Regions from separate parts of the Homo sapiens genome. Here region 1 is linked to region 2. The links are chromatin contacts, found by Hi-C or POLR2A ChIA-PET in ENCODE. All regions are on one chromosome and are shown on one strand. Each heading gives the region's core, a stretch centred on a gene start or an enhancer-like site at or near the end of the contact. The rest is flanking DNA. Distances are from core to core; before and after follow the strand shown. Region 1 overlaps SYN3 (synapsin III). Region 2 overlaps SYN3 (synapsin III).

Region 1 (5,761 bases), core at 746-3,245, 84 kb after region 2:
CCCTTGGCTGGCTTCTGCAGACAATTCTGGGCCATCCTGGTGCCCCGAGCCAGCTAGTGGCCTAGAATCCCTTCTAACCAGGGGCAGTGGACACAGAGGAAGGAAAGAAAGGTTGGAGACAGAGGAGAGGGAGGGAGCATTAGGGAGAGAGAGAGGTGGAGGAGACGCTGAAGGCTGAGACAACCGTCCATGCTGCCTGCTGCCCACCTGCTTGGGAAGAGGTAAGTCTTGGGAAGAGGTAAGTTCTAGCAATTTCACCAGCCACTTGCCCACCTGAGCTAGATAGGGTGGGTGGTCAGTATCCTTGGGGCTCAGGTGACAGTTGTCTTTAGCTGCCTCTCCCCTTGGACTCTAATTTGCACAGATGAGCTTGAAGGCCCGCCTGGGAGGTCAACATCTCCTCCCTCTCCTGTTCCTTCCCTCCTGGAGACTGGGCGGCCTGAGGCAACTGCAGAAGGCAATGAGTTGGTCTTCCTGGGGTCCAAGCCTCCTTTTGGGGGCCTCTTTTTCATCTTGGTGGCAACTGTTTCCCTCCAGAGGCTACAGGTGTCATGGAAAACCCAGCTCTGGACTCAAACAGACCTAGGTTTGAATCCTGACTCATCACTACTACCTGCGTGATCTTGAGCAAATGAATTTTCAGAGAGAATAAGAGGTACCACACCAGCCGGGTGGAGGGATTATTCATGAGATGATGACCCCTTTCGTGCCCAGGCCACCCCTTGCTCTCACTCCCCCTTCTCAGTGCAAACCTACTGTAGAGAGTGGCTTGTACATCAGTGCCCTCAGGAGTTAAGAGCAGATGCTACCTTCTCTGCATTTTGATAGAGAACAAACAACTCTATGAACGTGTTTACCAGAAGTTTAAGCAAATCTCTTTCCCTCGTTGGGGACTCATTTTTCCCTTCAAAATGTGGAAATGGATGGCAGACCTAGATGATTCCAGAAATTATTCTGAGTCTGAGAGACTGGGCACTCCCAGGAGCCCAGTCCAAGCTAAATTGTAATAGACAAATCACCAACGGGAAGCGATCTATGAGAGCCGTTCCCTGTTATTCCAGCTCTACTCATTAATGCCTGCTTCTTACCTAACAGTATGCTGGGTATCGAGTGAGCTAACAGGCCGTGTAATAATAGCTAAATGTCACCATTCCTGAGGGCCTAGTGTGCTAAGAAATTCATCTATTTAATCTTCAGAACCCAATCCTCTCCTTATCTTCATTTCACAGGTTAATAAGTAAGAGACGGTCAAATGCAAATTTGGGTCTAGTGGACCCTCAAGTCCATGCTTTCACCCAACATGCTACTGTGAGTGTCTCTCTCTTACCGCAGGACTCTGTCAACCCGGAGAAGCAGCTCACTGTGTCGGTAAGGAGACAGGATGTTGGGCAGAAACCCCGCTGAGAACTAACACCACCACCACCACCACCAAGGGCAAGCTCAGGAACAATGATGGTGTGGGCGATTGCCCACGCAGCAGGGTGGTCTGACAAGAGGGCAGACCCAGGCAGAAAAGACACACAGAGACCGGCAGGGAGCAGAGAGAGGAGAGTGGGAGAGCCGGGGAGTCGGGCTTGTCCAGGAAGACTTTCTGGAAGGTGAAGGAAGGAAAGCAATGTTTACGGGGCACCCAGCACTCTGTGCTAGGCATTTCAGAGAAGTGATTTCATTTATCAAAATGTTAGGATGGCTCTGTGAGGGAAGAAACGGCACTCTTCTGACGGGTTAGGAATGATGGGCTGGGAAAGGGAATCAGTGGTGCAGAAGTTCACTGCTAGGAACCAGGAGGAGCCAGGATTTGAATCCAGCCAGCAGGGATGAGGGTCTCTCTCTCTCTAAACTCTGCGCTCCCAGCACCCAGCTTCCCATCCAGAGCAGATGGAGAGCCTGGACTTTTGCTTTCACTGATATTGGCTCCTGTTCCCCATGCACACCCTCAGCTCCCCCAGCTTAAGTGGGTTGTGAAGTCACCGCCTGTCTTTCCTGCCAGCTGCTTCAGCCTCAGGCCGCACATCTGGAGGGTGGGACTCCACCCGTCTTCAAACCAGATGTTCGGGGGTGGAGGGGGTGGATGGCGGACTGTCACTGACCAATGCCTCCTGTTTGTCTCTTCTCTGGTAATCCTCTTTCCTTTCTTGTCCAGGGAATGTGCAGCTTTGGGCAGGGGCCTTGTCAGATTCCCTCAGTAGCTTCCCCCTCCCACTGCTCCGGGAACTGGTGACTGGAAACTCGGAGAGGTCTGCAAGACGCAGCCACTGCACGGCCCTGGGTTAGTCACAGCAAAGGTATTTGGCACCTCCAAGTACCTGCAGAGCCTTCCTGGGAGGGGAAGGGGAAGAGAGGAGACAGAGGCAGAGAGAGAAACGGACACGTACACCCAGATAGAGAGCAGAGAAAAACACAGAGGTGGGGAGAGAATAAGAGGCAGAAGGGAGAAAAAAGCAATATGGAGAAAGAAACGCAGACAGGAATAGAGGCAGAAAGCCAGGAAGAGAGCGAGGAGGACAGAGGCAGGATCAAAAGGCAGGAAAGAGAAGACGCTCCAGCCAGCGTGGTGCCGACCAGTCATTCCTGCTGCTTAGAAGGCAATTTTATAAAAGAAAAGAGGAGAGGACAAGGAAACAGTTACTCCTAAGTAATGAAATTGACTTTCCAGTTTGAAGTTGGATGTTGACTCAGGGCTCTTTGACTTTTGAAATCAATTTTTCAGTTTCATAGTCACCTCTTAAGAATTGTTGTCCAAACTCAGTTTCCTTATCTGTAAAACAAGTTAAGTGACGGTCAGTTCACAGAGTTGCTATGAGGACTGAGCGGGTTGCAGGAGCCCACATAGACTGTGAGATGCTGCACAAGGATCAGGTCCACGGTTGCAGCCTAAGGGGCAGAAGAAAAGGAGCTCCAAGAATCCCCCTTTGGGTTGACTTTTATGACCAGCTGGTGCCCTTTCCCAGACAGTTGGTCTGATTGGAAATGGATCCCCAAGAAGAAAACATTAATCTTCACATAAAAGATGCCCAATATTTTCAGTAGATCCAGCTGGGTAACCATGAGAAAGTCACTTCAGCTCTCTGGGTCTCTTTGAAATGACAGCTGGACTAAATAATATTTTAAAGCTACCTTTAGCTTAAAGCGTGGACAAACCCATGACCACAGGGATGAGGAGGTGCTAGTGTGGTGAAGGCTTCACCATGGGATGAAGGCTTTCATATTTGGATGTGACTGGGTGAGGGTTGGGCTCTTCTCAGATGTCCCTTCCTCCAGGAAGCCTTCTCTGATTCTTCCAGCACAGGTACAGTGTCTTCCTCTGGGCCCCCAGTCCAGTGCTACCCTAACATGTGTTATGGTTGTCTGTGAGATGACTGTTTCCTAACTGGACCATGAGCTCCTGAGGGCAGAGACTACCTTGTTCAGCCCCAGGTGCCCAGGGCCCAGGGCCTGGCATTTGCAGGTGGTCAGTGGATGCTTGTGGACTTGAATGGGACTGAATTGCCAGCCCACATTCTTTCCCATTAAGCCAGACATTTTCAAGGAGGAAGGGCTGGGGCCAGGCTTAGCCGCCGGAGGCTTTGGAAGCAACCTTTAGACAATTTGTGCTGTGCTCCAAATGCTTTCTGGGAGCCAACTGAGATTCCAGGGCAGCTGAGAGCCAAAAAGGGCGGGAGGTAGACTCCCTGGCTGGAGGGAGCCTGGGTGGGGTGGGGGACAAGAAAGGGGAACTACCTCAACACAATGGCTAGCATTTCTCCTGCATTTTCTACTTTACATAATATTTCCACAACACCATTTTGTTTGAGCCTCATGCGAATCCCAGGGCTAAGTAGAGCAGTTCAATAGCACGATTTTTCTTTTTCAGACAAGTCGGACAAGACTGAGAGAGGCGAAGTGACTTGCCAGAAGTCACACAGCCAGATTTGAAGTTGAATCTTGAATCCTCAGATTTCAGGTCCAGTGTTCTTCCAAGACCAAAAACAAAACAAAACAAAACAAATCAAAACAAAAAAATTGGGAGGTGATGTCCATGGGTCTGTGTTATTTTCCCATTCATTGGTAGCTTAATGAATTGTTCTGTCTTTCTCATCCCATCAATATTTAAAAATTACCACAATTGGGGCTGCTATTGATGGGACACCGGTAAAGTGCTTTGTTGTAAGTCCTTTATCAACATTATTATATTTAATCTGATCGATGACCCTATAAGACAAGTTCTATTACTAACCCTATTTTACAGATGAGGAAAGTGAGGCTCAGAAGGAATAAGGAACCAACTAAAAATCATAAAGCCAATGAGTAGCCTAGATTTGAACCCAAGATGTGAGACTCCAGAGTCTGAGCTCTGAACCACCCACCATGCTGCTAAGATTTAATTCTTTACACCAAAGCAATAACCACGCAGTGAGTGGGTTCCAGCGCCCAGCGATGAGCTCATGCACCAGTGTCAGTGGAGAGGCATGTTGTTGGCCTTGTGTCTCCAGACTTGGAGACTGACCTGTCCTGGGCCTGCCCTGTCCACTCATGCCTGATTCTTGCCTGGGCTTGGTCAGTACAGGTACACTGGCCACTATCTGCAAAGCTGGAGCAGCATAAAACTAATGATCCCAAGGGTGAAGCAAACAGAAGCCTTGCTCTTGGCAGCCTGAGCTCATCACCAAGAGTCCACCAGCCTGGACATGGCCTCGTGTCCTGGCATTGTGGAGCAGTGAAAAGAGCTTGGTGTTGGGGTCAAACAAAGCCAGGTTCCAATCCAGCTCCGAACCTTAGACGCTGGATGACCTTGGGAAAGGTAGATAATCTCACCAAACCTCAGTTTTCCCACTTGTAACAAGGGCCTAATATGAGTCTCATAATATAAGAATGAACTAGAACAACCTACCTGAGGTATCTTAATGCAGTGGCCAACAGATAGTAGATACTTATAATTCTTCATTCAAGAGAGGGTGGCCCAGGAGAAAGAGCATGGGATTTGGGGTCAGACAGATCTGGTTTCAAATGCTGGTTCTGCCAGCTGTAAGTTGTATAACTTTGTACAGACAGCAACCTCTCTGAGCTTCAGGTTCCTCATCAATAAAACAAGGTTGACAACAACTGCCTTAGAGAAAATGGCAAAACCAAGAAAGGGTGTCGGGGGCAAGGGTGTGATCAGAGTTCAGTGAAGAGTATCTTACATCAACAGTAAAAAGTTGATCTTCCCCTCTTCCTTTTCTTGGAGTGGAGCATGGGAGAATTCATTCATTATTTCATGCATCCAGCCAAAATTTAGAAACATTATCTGCCATGTAGATAAATAATGATGTAACTTGGAAGGTGGTTAGACTGAGCTGTTTGCTAAGTGCCCTTGCCAATCTGGGGACAGCGCAGTTGTGGGGAGATGGACTCAGGTCTTATCCTCGACCAGAACGAAGGTAGCCCCTAGAAGGTAGAAGGCATGGGGCCAACTACGATGGAACATTAGAAGCCCCTGGTCTCTGCCCCAGGTATCCCCAGTAACACCTGTGGCCTCTGTCTCCCTCGGCCTTCCTGAGCCAACCCATGGCACGGTTCTGGCTTAGCTAGTGACTAAAACTCCATTCTGGTGATACTTTTGGGTTCTGTTTCCTGGGTTTCCCTCTGGGGCTTATTGAAACTCTGGGACATTTTGCCCCCGCTCCCAATTCCCTCTCTGTTAATAGCTGACCCTGCTTGGCTGTGTTAATCCACTTGGGTAGCTGTAACACATTACCAAAGACTGAGGCACTCATAAACACAGTTTCTCACACTTTTACAG
Region 2 (5,886 bases), core at 2,363-4,862:
GAATGGCCAAGGACCATGTCAGAAGACCTTCACCCTCTCTCCCCTTGCCACCCTAAGTCTCTGGCATTGTGCTGGCACCTTCAACAAACACTTCTCTTTCCCCTCCTGTCTTCCTAGGACAGTGTTTGCATCTTACTCATCCTGAATCTCCCTCAGTGCCCTGCAGAGAGTAAGTGCCTCACACAGTGCTTGATGAGTGGATGAAGGTAGCCTTGTTAAAGCCTCTGGGATGGATTTGAGGACGTTAAAGCATGCTGAGGGGGAGGAGAGAGAAAAAAGGAGGGTGGGCCGGGAGTCGGGAGGAGACCTCTCCATTCTTACGGTGAACAGGCCAAGTGAGGCAGAAGGAGAATAAAGGCAGAGCCTAGGGTGAGGGCAGGGGGGCTGCAGACACCCCTAGAGCCCAGGAGAAACCAAAGGAAGGTGGTCGGTGACGAGCAGGTGGGAGATCCCTGGGTAGGCTGTGCTGGCAGCACCCTGTGCTCATAGCTGGTGTTTGACTTCCCCCAACCCCGCTTTCGGGTGGATGGGTGAGAGAAGCAAGTGTGGCCCAGCAGGCTGCAGAGTGAGCTGGTGTCTGTGAGAGGCAGGGGTCCTCCTGGAGACTGGGCCTTGGGTCAGCGAGGGACATGCTGACCCTGCCTTGGCAGGTTAGAAGCTGGACAGCCAACAGCCCTTCCATGATGGCAAAAATACACATCTCTCACGCTCATTGAAGGCTTTGCAATTTACACAGGCTACAGGATGACTGTGGAGTCGCCCATCCCATCCATAAGGCATTTCAGGCAGGTACCATGATCAACAGATGCTATTACACCCCCATTTGATGAGTAAGGATGTTCGTGGTGACAATGGGATTTAGGGTGAACATGGGGTCGGGATGTGTACAAAGATGAGGGTGCACTTAACTTCCCCTACTGCTAAAAAAGGGACGTTGAGCTGGAGCTTGAAGAATGAGCTGTTGTCCATCTGAGGGAGAAGGCAGAGAAAGGACATTTCAGGCACAGTGAACATGTGTGAAAGGATGGGGGCGTGAGGAAGCATGTTATATGTAGCGATAATAACAGGAATGATTGCTAACATACATTGCGAGCATACCACATGACAGGCGCTATTCGGACTTCACATACTGAACTCAAATCCATTCTCACGACAGCCCAGTCTGGTAGATGCTAGCATGAACTCCATTTTATAGATGAGGAAATGAAGGCACAGGGAATTAAGTGATTTCCTTAAGGTCACAATGAGAGCAAGTGGTGAAGCCAGGACTGGAACCTACTTGAGGGACAGGCGTCCTAACAGTGTAACCAAGGTGAGTAAGGGCTAAGCAGGAAGGGATGAAGTATGTAGCTAAAGAGTTGGAGTGGGGTGATGATAAGGGAAGATATTTAGATTTTATCTAAGAAGCAATAGGGAGCCATTGATGGTCTAAGCAGAAGAGTGTTAGAAAGGTCCATGTGGCACAGGAAAGAGGGAAAATTGAGAGAGAGAATGAAGCCACGAAGAGTGTGCTGGGGAGACAGCCAGATCCTTTATTGTTACATGTAAGCCAGATTGCTTCTTCCATCTGGGTAACCATCACCCACTCTGGAGCTCAACTTCAGAACATGGGTTATACTATTTCACAAACTCTTCCTGGGAGACAAGAGCTCCACCTGGACCTGTGACATGACTGGTACCTCCCACATCACATTCTGTGCACCCAGTAACTGCATTTGGCTCTGTTTTCCTTGGATTGCTAGACATTCTTTACCTCTTTATTTAATGCACTAGGTGGTGTTCCTTTTCACCCTAGGAGCACAGGATAGTATTAGAGTCCTTGAAAAGGTGTTTCAGATATTCTTAGTGGGAAGCTCTTCCACTGGGTGTGACCCTGGACAAATGCCTCCTCCATACTTTTTTTGCTGCCTGTCTTGTTTCTCATATATACATGGGCAGGCAACCTGGATTCTGCCAGGCAACCAGGTGGCAAGTTGGCCCGCCCACCAGTCCCAGTTCTAAAGAGTGGCTGTGTGACTTTGGTGAAGTCACTGTGTCTCCCTGGGATGCATCTGAGAGGAAGGAGGCTGTACTAGACAATACAGGCAATACCTAAACTGTCCTCCAGCAAATCATGTTTGCTGTTTCCAGAATCTTTACTTCCGAGAGTCTAATTTTATTCAATGGTTCAATGTATATTTGTAGAGTCAGGCATGGTGCTAGGGATATGGTGGTGCAAGATAGAAAGAACCCTTGCTATCATTCTCACTGATCATATTCAGTAACTGATCCCATTGAACATCCATGCATTGAGCACCCATTACCTCCTGGATCTGCTGCTAGAGGCTATGAGAGGCATAGAGAAGATGAAGATATGGTGCCTGCTCTAAACTAGCTTTTCCTCCAAGTTCACCTCCTTAAAGGGAGACAGCCAGCTGAATGTGGTCAGGAGGACTCCTTAAAAGGCGCTCCTTTTGCTCATCACCTGTAACTTCAGTCAAATAAGTAGCCGTGCCAAACCTGGTTTCTTTGGGGCATGGCTTCCAGGTCAGTGCGTCTCTGACACTTGCCCCAGGTGCAGCAAAGTTGCGAAATGGACACGGCTCCGTGTGCCCACCAGATGGCGGCATTCTAGCATATTCCCTAACAGCTGGGGTCATTGAGAAACAGCACCCTGTGTTGGTGGAGGGAAGAGACCACTTCCTCTCTAATCCAGGGCCCATTCATACTGATCTTCTGGAAAGTTCTGGGGTTAAGGGGCTGGCGGGGAAGGAATGGTGGTCGGGCAAAGGAAAATGGCGCTAAATGCTCCATCCAACAAACATTTCTGGCTGCCTTCTGGAGCTCCCCTTGTCCCCAAGTCTGCATTTGGTGATAAATTTGCATCATTACTTATTTACCTGTCATTCTCTTTTGTCCAGTTGGCGCCATGTCTATTTCCTCTTGGGATCCATGGTGCCTACGCAGAGTCTGGCCCAGAGCAAGGATTAAGGGTCTTGGCCGAAAAAAAGTGAAGCTTATTTTAAGCAAGAACTTAAAACAGACTCTCACCTAAGGACCACCACCCAGGCGAGGGCTTCTTGGGCCATTAACATCCTTGACCTCAAAGATGGAAATTGCAAGATGGGAGACTGAGAGTGCCGTTCAAGGTTCCCTAATGTGAGCCATTGGAGACATGGCTGGGATCAACTTTAACCTATCTCTGCTCAAAAGGTGTCAACCTTGTCCACATCAGCCAGGATGTCAAGGTGGAGAGGATAGAAATTCCGGATCTGGCTGAGTCTAGTGCCCACCAGAGAAAACTTTGGCCTTTAATCTGGGATTTTTACATCATTTTCTTCTCTAACAGAGGGAGAGAGAGGGGCATGAGTTGGGTCCACCAATTGGGACAAGCAGGTCCAACCTGCTTCTCTGCTGTCTTCAATTCCATTCAGACCCCTACGCCCTGCTGCCTAGCACCTCCACCTTCCCCTCTGGGGCTCCAGCAAAGAGGAAGGCAGTCAGAACCACTCCAAAGGGTCCAATCTCCTTGCATTCCAGCCCTGGCCAAAGTCAGCCCGGGAACAAGTGGAGAGCCCCTCTTGAAGGAAGTGATTCAGAAACCATGATGGCCTGGCGGCCCGCCGTGACTCACAGCACATCAATGGGGGAATTGTCTGTAGAAGCCGAGAATTCCAAAGCTCTTTTCTTTCCTTTCTTACTTACTTTCTTTTTTTTCTTTCTTTCTTTCTTTTTTGCCCTCCCCTTGGCGGCATTGTGCAACAGCAGGGCTGCCCAGAAACATGTGGTTTTCATCATTGGCTCCACAGCTGCCCTAGAGCACTGTGGAGAAAATAAGATGGAGAGGGAACAGGATACAAGGGGACCTGTCGCGGTCAAGCAGGGTCCTTCTCTTTCCCCCCACCTTTCTTGTCAACACCAACATCCTCAAAGAGCATCTGGAACGGAAGGGAATAGAATTTTGGATCTGGGAGAAAACTTAGAGTATGTCTCATCCAATAACTCTATGTACAGATGAGGAAACTGAGGCCTCAAGAGGGGACGTAAGTGGCTTGGCAAATGTCCACAGCCAAGTTGCATCTTGCATCTTGCTGCAGTGACTGACTTTTCTTAGCCTCCAAGTCAGGAAATGTAGTTTGACAAAGGATAATTTTTTTCCATGGAATGTGACAGATGAAAAGTCATACCAAGTTTAGTTATAAATCTCTCCATTGTCCCTTTCCCCTTATCTACCAGTCTAGGGAGTCTGTTTTACCCGGAGTCATCTGTGGGGACACGTGCAAAATCTAAAGGTCTTTTTGCAGTTGTCATCTGATTGGTCATCTCTGTAGCATGTGAATTAATGTCCACAGGTTTCCAGGTATTCCCCCTATGCATCCACTCCTACCTCTGCAACGTCTCCTTTTCGGCATTCTTTTCTCCTCCCTTGGCTCTCAGATGCCTTAGTTCTATAGGGCTGTCTTATCTTAACTCATATCCATGTTCACGGTTTCAGTGGCTATCATTCAGCTGAGGACTCCCAAATCTTATCTATAGTCTGTTCATCATTCCTGAGCTACAGACGTGTACATACAGCTGCCTTCTCAGTGCCTTTCTTGGATTCCCCAGATGGAACTCATCATTTCCCTCCATAGCTCTTTGACTACTTTGATTTTATTACCAAGTAACTATGGGACCAATATAGTCAGTGTTCCAAAGCACATGCTTTGGCATCTTATTGACCTGGGCCTGACTCCCAGATATGCCACTTAACTGGCTACGGGTCTTTGGCCAAGTTACTGACCTTTCCAAGTTCCTCATCTGTAAAATGGGGGTAATAAAAATACCTACTTCATAAGGCTGTCATTAAGAGGAAATGAGTTAATACAATAGCATTAACACAATGCCTGGCACATAATAAATACTCAATTACTGCTGAGCTGTTATTTTTATTATGTACCTCAGCATCCTCCCAACTTGAGCCACACTGAATTCTTAGCACTTAAAATATTTACTGACCACATATGTGTTCCAAGCACTGTGCGTGGTATAGAATTACATGAGTGGATAGATGAATTTTCTGTTTTAAAATTGCCTTACAAAGTATCCCCATTTTACAGATGAGGAAGACAATCACTTTCTGAGAAAAGCAAACAACCAACCAAGAGATTCCCTCATGTTCCTTCTTACTAGCCAATAATTTATACTGAATATGATGACACAGAAAAAAAGAAAAAGGTAGGCCAATTCATAGTTCACTTTTCTTTTAGTCCTTACTTACTCAACAGTAAGCCTCAAGTAGAGGGGGTTGGAAGAATGTGTGTGCATCCAGAAGTGAAATAAAAACAGTTGAGTTAGTTTTGTGTAGCATGGTTGTGTAAGAGGAAACCCCTTTCGCTTGGCTCTCATTTTCTCTTGCTGCCGCCATGTAAGACGTGCCTTTCGCCTTCTGCCATGATTGTGAGGCCTCCCCAGCCATGTGAAACTGTAAGCCCATTCAACTTGTTTTTCTTTTCTTTTCTTCTCTTTTTTTTTTTTTTTGAGTCTCACTCTGTCGCCCAGGCTGGAGTGCAGTGGCGCCATCTTGGCTCACTGCAAGCTCCGCCTCCCGGGTTCACGCCATTCTCCTGCCTCAGCCGCCCGAATAGCTGGGAGTATAGGCACCCACCACCACGCCCGGCTAATTTTTTGTATTTTTAGTAGAGACGGGGTTTCACCGTGTTAGCCAGCATGGTCTCGATCTCCTGACCTCGTGATCCACCTGCCTCGGCCTCCCAAAGTGCTGGGATTACAGGCATGAGCCACCACGCCCAGCCTAAACCTCTTTTTCTTTATAAGTTACCCAGTCTCGGGTATGTCTTTATTAGCAGTGTGGGAACTGACTAATACAGCATGTAGGAACTATGAAATATGAATTGTGTAATTTTA

What was found. Hi-C counts contacts between places; a loop is a spot of excess contacts on that map. ChIA-PET counts read pairs that join two places held with the same protein, here RNA polymerase II (POLR2A). Pooled maps may share reads with other maps.
Region 1: a loop to region 2 is called in a map of Calu3, with 3 times the contacts of the local background. The contact joins two enhancer-like sites. A Hi-C loop is called at or near these places in 3 of 168 maps with a recorded cell type or tissue (Calu3, Right ventricle myocardium inferior and mammary epithelial cell), 1 of 37 single-sample maps with no recorded cell type and 1 of 50 pooled maps. POLR2A ChIA-PET finds 5 or more read pairs at or near these places in 3 of 52 experiments (MCF 10A, activated T-cell and common myeloid progenitor, CD34-positive).

Annotation. Positions count from the first base shown.
Region 1 is chr22:32,743,341-32,749,101 of GRCh38, forward strand. The region is part of intron 6 of SYN3 (synapsin III); the gene reads right to left. Among named protein-coding and RNA genes, the nearest start is that of TIMP3, 55 kb to the right of the region's middle. Within about 2 kb of position 1,996, at least 10 of the 41 ENCODE cell types and tissues checked have a DNase peak (open chromatin) inside an H3K27ac peak, as active enhancers do.
Region 2 is chr22:32,657,824-32,663,709 of GRCh38, forward strand. The region is part of intron 6 of SYN3 (synapsin III); the gene reads right to left. It overlaps LOC105373002 (a long non-coding RNA gene), which reads left to right. Exons shown (of 4, transcript XR_938176.4): 4 at 2,901-5,886. Among named protein-coding and RNA genes, the nearest start is that of SYN3-AS1, 86 kb to the left of the region's middle. RefSeq lists an enhancer at 3,105-4,304. Within about 2 kb of position 3,613, at least 12 of the 41 ENCODE cell types and tissues checked have a DNase peak (open chromatin) inside an H3K27ac peak, as active enhancers do.